Linked DNA regions of Homo sapiens: all the other regions are linked to region 2. Evidence: chromatin contacts called from ENCODE Hi-C or POLR2A ChIA-PET data. All regions are on one chromosome and are shown on one strand. The core of a region is the stretch at or near the end of the contact, and the rest is flanking DNA. Distances in the headings are between cores, read along the strand shown.

Evidence for each region. Hi-C counts contacts between places; a loop is a spot of excess contacts on that map. ChIA-PET counts read pairs that join two places held with the same protein, here RNA polymerase II (POLR2A). Pooled maps may share reads with other maps.
Region 1: a loop to region 2 is called in a map of IMR-90, with 3 times the contacts of the local background. The contact joins two enhancer-like sites. A Hi-C loop is called at or near these places in 1 of 168 maps with a recorded cell type or tissue (IMR-90) and 4 of 50 pooled maps. POLR2A ChIA-PET finds 5 or more read pairs at or near these places in 1 of 52 experiments (activated CD4-positive, alpha-beta T cell).
Region 3: a loop to region 2 is called in a map of chondrocyte, with 3 times the contacts of the local background. The contact joins two enhancer-like sites. A Hi-C loop is called at or near these places in 1 of 168 maps with a recorded cell type or tissue (chondrocyte) and 4 of 50 pooled maps. POLR2A ChIA-PET finds 5 or more read pairs at or near these places in 1 of 52 experiments (activated CD4-positive, alpha-beta T cell).

The regions. Positions count from the first base shown.
Region 1 is chr6:139,925,630-139,928,329 of GRCh38, reverse strand. No RefSeq gene overlaps it. Among named protein-coding and RNA genes, the nearest start is that of LINC02941, 49 kb to the left of the region's middle. Within about 2 kb of position 1,414, at least 5 of the 41 ENCODE cell types and tissues checked have a DNase peak (open chromatin) inside an H3K27ac peak, as active enhancers do; they include IMR-90, where a contact is called at or near this core.
Region 2 is chr6:139,596,880-139,599,579 of GRCh38, reverse strand. No RefSeq gene overlaps it. Among named protein-coding and RNA genes, the nearest start is that of LINC01625, 120 kb to the right of the region's middle. Within about 2 kb of position 1,404, at least 26 of the 41 ENCODE cell types and tissues checked have a DNase peak (open chromatin) inside an H3K27ac peak, as active enhancers do; they include IMR-90, where a contact is called at or near this core.
Region 3 is chr6:139,942,137-139,944,836 of GRCh38, reverse strand. No RefSeq gene overlaps it. Among named protein-coding and RNA genes, the nearest start is that of LINC02941, 33 kb to the left of the region's middle. Within about 2 kb of position 1,281, at least 4 of the 41 ENCODE cell types and tissues checked have a DNase peak (open chromatin) inside an H3K27ac peak, as active enhancers do.

The DNA of each region.
Region 1 (2,700 bases), core at 165-2,664, 330 kb before region 2:
CTTAGTGGAAGTAAAAGAACTTTTTCTTCCCCTGTACACGAAAGTACCATTATACAGGAACTGACCAGAGTATGAATGAAAGCTCAAGTGAGTTTCAATGGCAACTTTTTCCTCCAACACTGAGGAGATAAGGAAAGGGAAAGAATTTCAGTTAGCCAGGGATGTTAAGGGGTGTACATCTCTACCACTTCAGGCATGAGACACACCAATGGCAAAGGAGGACTGGGGTGTTATCTTGACAGCCACTTACCCTTAGAAACCCTTTTCCCTTCTAGCAAGCCAGAAGAAAAACAGAACTATCAGGGATCCTCAGAGGGACATGAACAGGCTGCCAGGCAAAATGTGTGTGCTGTGGTCCAGTATGTCCCAGAGAAAGGCTGCAAGTAAGCCCCAGCCAGTACTATAGGTCCAATGGGGCTGAGTGCAGCCTGACTCCTCTGAGGCAAGGAGAGATGGGGAGGTGGGGGTGGGGAGCCTCATCACATCTAGAGTGAGGGAGTGCTCAAGGGTGGGGTTTTTCAAGGGGTGCCAGCAAGACAGGGCAACCCCACCCAAAGAGATCTTTTAAAATGATAGATAAAATCCAATCCCACATTTACAGTGAATCTGAAATTAAACTGTGGCGGCATAGTCAATTGCCTCCAGTAATTCTATACCTAAAGCATACAACTTTCAAATTCCTTAGGGGCTGATTTTGCGTCCAGATAAAAATCTCATTACAAAATGGCTTCTCCTTGGAAGAGTTTAGACCCCAGGAAGAGGGATTTGTCCCAGGGACCCATTCCCAAGATGGGGGTGCAAATGAAACACTGTATGAAATGTGTCTGGCCCATAGGAGGCACTCAATGCCTGCTAGTGCCTTAATGTAGTTCTATTCATTTCTCCATTCTTCCAGAAAATATAGATTTATTGAATGTCTCCTATGTGGCAAGTATTGGCCGTGGTCCTAGAACTAAGCAATGACTAAGAGAGGGAAATCCACATGCTCATGGAATAAAAAGAGCAGTTTTGACCTGTGCTTTAAATGAGTTATTCCAGACATGGTCTTGGCAGTGCAGCTTGTTAGAAAGAGCACTTTACTAGGAGTTAAAAAGATTGGAATTCAACTTCTACCATTAATTAGTTATGATTTTGGAAAAGCCATTTAATGCCCTTCGATGTCAGTTTCTTTGGAAAAGAAGAAAAAAAGGAACTTTGGATGTATAAGTTCTAAAGCCTCTTTTGTCTGAGCATAGGTAACTACATGTTTATCAAACATGTGTCCTTGGGCTTGTTCATGCCATGCCAAGTTCACTAGCCTTTTCGAAAGTGCTGTTTTTCTTGCCTGACCCTATTACCACTCTCTCTTTATGCCTAGCTGACTAATAAAGGCAGCAGAGTTCTTTCAGCCCACTTTTAGTCATGATCCTGTGGCAAAACAGTTTGCAGATCAAAGTGACTACCAAGACTTAGAGTGCAACCATTGACAAACAGGTCTCGGTTACCCTCTCCAGCAGTGGACACTGCTCAGAAGCTGTCTACACCATGATTTAACACTGTGACCTTGTTTTGAAACAGTTCTTTTTGACACCAGATGTCCAACAATGGCTATGTTCGCAGACCTTGCACAGTACCTGCAATATTCATGGATGTCATTTTGCTCCAAAATGTGCTATATCAACAGCCTGTCTCAACACCATCTCCTGTCTCAGGTTTCCTGAGAAAAGGAAGGCACTGGGGTGAAATGAGGAGACTCCACTGGATTGATGGGTGAGCCTCAGCCTTATCTAGATTCCCCTATGTTTCAGGGTAGTTTTGTGCACTTTGGTGATGCTGAGAACAGATTGATGCCAATAAGCCATTTGAGATAAGAACTAATTGGAAACAGAAGGTTGAAGAATGATTATGTTGGGAATGAGCAAAGGGGACAGACAAGTAATTATTCCGGCAGAATTTCTTTACACAAAACGCAGATGGAAGAGGGAACAAAATTCCAAAGTCCGTGGCAGAAGTACGCAGCTGCACATTTCTTTTTTGCGGAAAAGCAAACAGAGTGATTCACTGGGTTGGTAATGGGCTTCGGGGATCCCTAGGGATTCACAATGTGCTGGCAGCCCACAGCATGTAAAATAACTCAGTGGCCTCTGTGTACTTCGCCTCCTCAACTGGCTGTAATTGTGAAGCACATGGACAAGATGGAAGGGAAGGACTGAGGAGAAGCGGCCTCCTGTTTACACATGAATCACGGTGGTGGTGTGTTGCAAAGAAGGCAGAAACAGCAACGCATACATATTCCACATTTGTAACAAGCCATAGATCAGACTGGACTGCACACTTCCATTCATAAATATGAGCTCATAACAAATAGAAATCAGGGAAAGTAGAATCTTGCACAATATTCCTCAAAATTATTATAGAGTCATCAGGCTGCAGTTAAATCGAGCTCTGTGATTTCAAAACTATGATTTGATTTGAAAGGCAAAGACAATAATAATTAGTAATCAGGGTAGAAAACTGAGCATCCACCCCCACCCACAAAGAAAAATCCATCAGCAGCAGTTTTACTCAGCGAGGCTAATTAAAAGCTGTCTAACACTGTAATGCGTACAAAAATACAAAATAAAGACAGAAAACCTTGCCTAGTTTTGGTCTCAGACTTAAACGATATCTTCCTTTGGCTATTTGTGTGTGTATATATATAAATATATATTTATAGTCAAC
Region 2 (2,700 bases), core at 155-2,654:
AGTTATATACTTTTTGTTTGTTTGAAGGTCTTTGCAAAAATGTATGACTGCACCAGCTATGGATTCTTTCTGGTTTCTGCTGCCCTGTAACCTCCAACAGAACAACGCTGCTTCCAGGAGGTGCAGTGTCTTCATGGGTTTCCCAGAATCTTTTCGATGTCATAAGAAGGCAACAGATTTCTAAGGAGCACCTGAATTCCTTGAAAATGGCTTTGAACAATATGAGTTTCTTTTCTTTTCTTTTCTTTTTTTTTTTTTTTTTTTGAGACGGGATCTTACTCTGTCGCCCAGGCTGGAGTGCAGTGGTGCGATCTAGGCTCACTGCAAGCTCTGCCTCTCAGCTTCATGCCATTCTCCTGCCTCAACCTCCCTAGTAGCTGGGACTACAGGCAACCGCCACCACACTCGGCTAATTTTTTGTATTTTCAGTAGAGACGGGGTTTCACCGTGTTAGCCAGGATGGTCTTGATCTCCTGACCTTGTGATCCACCCGCCTCAGCCTCCCAAAGTGCTGGGATTACAGGAGTGAGCCACCGCGCCCGGCCATGAGTTTCTTAATTTAATATTTGTTTCTTTAAGGGATCAGGCTGGCAGCAATGTCATGGAGATATCGATGTGCTTCACTGAGAGGAAAATAGTTGTGCTTCTTTGAGGAAGGGGCTTAATTCATAAGGTAGTTCACTAAACTCAATGCAGATCCTCAAACCATATGACTTTGTAAATTTGTCTAAGGATCAAATCATTTGTTCCAATTTAGTGTTTCTGACTTTCTGAGAATAGTATTTCCAAGAACACCCAGGAGAATGCAAAGTATGAATAATCCCATATCTGTCTCTCCTTTTTTAAATTAAAAAAAAAAAGATAATAAAAGACAAATTAAAATATTTGAATTTTATGATTTAACTTCAGCTTACAGATTGATTCATTTGTGGCAAATTATGACTTGAAACATTTAAGAAAATCAACCCCAACTTTAAAGAAGATGGTGCCAGGAAATGGAAGGCAGAATTTAGCTTACTCTTTGGCTTTAGCATCTTTTTCCTGTGCTATCTTTATAAAGGCTGTAAGTAGCAGCTTAGAAATGCTGGAGAGGTTTTTCATTTTTTCGTTCTTTTTTTAAAAGAAGGATTTGGCCAGAAACTTAGTTATTTGCATATAGTAGGATCTTGACATCTCCTGTGCTTTATCTTGTTCACATTGTAAAATGTTGCATATGAACTCTAGGATTTAAGACACATCAGCAGTTGCTGAACACTGCATTGAAAATGTATTCATTCCAAAGTGAATTATCATTGTTGGTGACGTTCTCTTTTCTAAACCTTAAAAAGCTGAAAAATGGTAATACAAACCACATGCTTGCTTCATTCCACCACCATTCTTGGCAGGACGAGAGCTGCCTGGCAACCTTGCCGTCAGCTGGGCCTGTGGTAATCAGGGCAGTATTGCCCTGTAGTTAAATCTAATGCTTTCTTTCTGAGAACCCATCAGTGGATGTTTTTTCTTCTTATCAGACTTCTTAGTAATGTTTGAAAAGGGCTTCTGTGGATGAGGAGAATATGTCCTCATAGAGCGAGCTGCTGAAATAGTGGGGAAAAAAAAAAAGACAATAAAGTATTCTAATGACTCTGCAGAGAAAAAGCCTGCAAGAACTGCCTGCCTGTTGCTTTGGACTTCGGCCCTACAGAGGCGTGGGACCCAGCCTGACTCAGCTGGCTGGGCTCCATTTCTTTCAGAGGCCTTGGGGAGCCTCATTCCCTATGGAAACTCCAACAGCAAGGATCCAGGGTATGGAGTTCAGGGTCTGAAGACTTAAAACACAAGCATGGCCTTATGTGTTTGGCCCTTGAACATTGACAATATTTTAATTCCAACATACTTAGGAGAAAAATATGTATTTGGAGCAACACCAATGATGAAAACATCCCTTTAAGTAAGCCTAATTATAACTGAGATGACACAAATTTGTTATGATAACTGAGCCTGTAAAAACTGAAACTTCCAGGAAAGAAAGATCACTGGAGCAGCCATAGCCACAGGGACAGTCTCTAATGAGACGCAAAAGTCAATAGGAAATTGGAATTCACCAGGCAGAATTTTACTTTATAGCCAAATTACATAAACAAGGACATTATTCAATTCTTCCTATTCCCTGCTAATTAAACAAAATGATGACATATAAAGTGCCTAGTAGAGTTGCTTCACATGACTGGCACTTAAAACATATATGAGTTTGTTCCTCCCTGGTCAAGCAGATTTGCTTTGAGATCCCTCTTCCAAAGGCCCTCTTAGCCAGCTCTTAAAAACACAGCTCTGTGGGGCCTCTTTCTTCCTTCAAGCACCTTCCATTGCTTCATCCTCTTTCCTGAGACCTATAATCACTAAGAAAAAGAATCTCAAAAGGAGTTGATGAATCCAGCCAGTAGCTCCAGCTACTTAATTTGAGTAAGCCCTAAGAAAGTTAAGATCCTTCTGTGATCCTTAACTTCAGGGTCCTAGAACCCAAGACCTTAGATGAACTTTATTCTAAAACAGAGAATATTATTCCCCAAAAGGAGTAAGTAAATTATTCCTAGTTACATAACCAAAGGACAGCCTCATTCTAATCTTATGATTTAGAGAGCAGTGGCCCTCTATGTAAGTTAGTTAGTTAGTTTTACTTTCCACAATGGTTAGAGGTGCTTTGTGAATGGACAAGAAATT
Region 3 (2,700 bases), core at 32-2,531, 350 kb before region 2:
AAGACCAGCCTGGCCAACAGGTGAAATCCCATCTCTACTAAAAATACAATAATTAGCCAGGTGTGGTGGTGCATGTCAGTAGTCCCAGCTACTCGGGAGGCTGAGGCAGGAGGATCACTTGAACCCAGAAGGTGGAGGCTGCAGTGAGCCAAGATTGCACCACTGCACTCCAGCCTGGGCAACAGAGAGAGACCGCATCTATTTAAAAAAAAAAAAAAAAATGCCCCTACTGGGCAGAGCTCTGGGATTAGTTCATAGCCCCGTATCCTGGCCAGCCTGGAGAGGGCTGCTTGCAGTTTGACATTCAAATTTTTTCAGGGCATAAAAATTGCCCTTATATTCCACATGTATGACAAAGGACATATTAAGAAGGACGTGTAGTATGGGTTTTGTTTAGTTTTCTAGACCACAGGCAATCTTCCTAATAGTTTTAGCATAGAAAATTGAAAAGAAAAAGACACTAATTTCAGCCTGTTAGAAATCACTAGCCAGATGTTGTAAAAAGAACCCCTAATGAAAGGACTCCCTGGAGAGTTTAAAAGTTTCTTTATATTCAACCTAATGCTCTTAAAAAGAATATCACGTTTCATTGACATACAAGGCATTCGAGTGAAATTAAAAGGTTTGAAAAACACCCTTCTCTGAATTGAAGTCTAAGGGACTGGTTTTGAAGTTTACCTATTTTCCTAAGAGGGTTTTTACTTCCCTCTGCCATAAACTGAATAATTTTTCCCAATTTGACTTGATGCCATTCAACATTTTTAATTACACCTATAGTTGGATGTTCGGTTCAGGTGAAGCTGAGTCAACAGTCACACTTTAAGTCTGTTAGGGCATCATGAAGCAAGCAGTTAAACTAGAAGTGAATCTAAAAGGCAAAATAAATATTCTTTGTGTTCAGAAATCAGGGGGAGGAGTAAAACAAAGTAATTAAAGAATGTAATTGGTAGATTTCATAAAAATCAGTAGTCAGTTATTTTCTATGTACTGGATTCAAGAAATAATTTATGGATATAATCTGGAGAAAAACAAATTTATAAAAAAAGCAATATTTTCAACTTGTTTTAAATAGACCTAACACAGTTACAACCTTATCTCTACAAGTAACTCAACATTTTCTTTTTTACATTTTTTCTAAAACCAACTAATTTGCAGTTATAGTTTTCATCCTGAACTGTTGCCTGCAAAAATGCACTTCCTGGTTATTCACAGCAAAATAATTCCTTTCCCCACCCCCTTCTGATTCTGATGTGATGAGGTAACTTTGAACAGTTGTGTGCATAACTCATTTTCCTCACTGCTGGAAAAACATTGAGTTACTTGGGGAAAGGGGGAAATGTTTTTTTTTTTTTTTTTTTTTAAACTCAACACTCAGACTTGCTGCAAGTTCATTTGTTAATGGAAATAGAAGGGAAATTTTCATTTTTTTTCTCCTTTACTTCAGCTCATTTAACAGAAAAGGGGGCTATTCATCTATAGCCATAGTAAACATCGCTTTAGAAGACTGCTTTATCTATACGGAAATTTAGGAGAAATAAATGATGGAGAAGCTATAAAGATTCAGAATATGATAAAGGCAGTGATGCTACTGAAAGTAGAGAACTTAAAGCCAAAATCAAAGAAACAGTAATTTGGTGAGAACATGTAACAATGCATGAAGTACTGCTTGAGTGACTTTTACATAAGGGCAGGCAGGTTCTGCCTACATGTTGAAAAAAAGCTTTACTGGTTTCCATATTGTTTCTCCTGGACCCTAAAGTGAGCCACGGATAAAATGACAGTAATTAGGATATTCAGTAGGCATTACCTGAGCTGACAACTCCCACAGGGAAGGTGGCAAATGCCAGGGCAAAAGCTAGGAAGTGACAGTGGCCTTTGCACAGTAAATTGAAACCTTTGTGCCAGGCCTCTGCTGATCTCGCGGGGGGAAAAATCACTACAAAAACTCAGAAAACTCCTTTACCCATTGAAGCCCATATTTGTCTCGGCAAACACTCATCTTCCTGTCTGTGAACCATTATCCCTCTCTGTCTATCTTTCCTCACACTTTGTCCCCTTCACATGCTTGCTAATTTTACTTTGGCCTTTCTCTCTACTTCCCTGAGTGAATTTCTTCTCACCGTTTTATGTATCTCATCATCTTAGGCTTTTCATCGTCCCTCTGTCCTTTGTGCTCTATAAATGTTTCAATGCTTACAAGTCATATGAGGAAAAGGAGAGTCCTCGGACCTATCAAGTAATCTAATTCGGTATCTCTCATCTCCTCTGCCCAAATGACTTGAGCTCTGTTCCCCTAACATCAGCAGAATGTCTTCAAAGAATTAACTTGCCTCCCAAATCAGCAAGGGTGAGCCCAAACAGCTGTGTCTGAGGATTCCACTTATGCAAGAATTCTGAAAAAATAAAGGCTGAAAGGGATTTTGTTTTAAATGTACGTCAAAAAAGACCAAGAGAAAATTAACTGTTGTTTCATCTTCTACTTTTTTAAAGCAGCAAAAAAGATATACATCCAAGGTCATTTCGTCTAAGGGTACAACTATTCCTCATCTGAACCTAGTAATTAACAACAATAACAGCACATAAACATACACAAGAAGCAGAATCTTTGTAGGATGGTAAAATCCTATGTCGTGGAAGCAAAGCTATATTTGTTCTCAATACATTATAATTCTTTGCAATTCCAAGTGTTCACATCTTGTT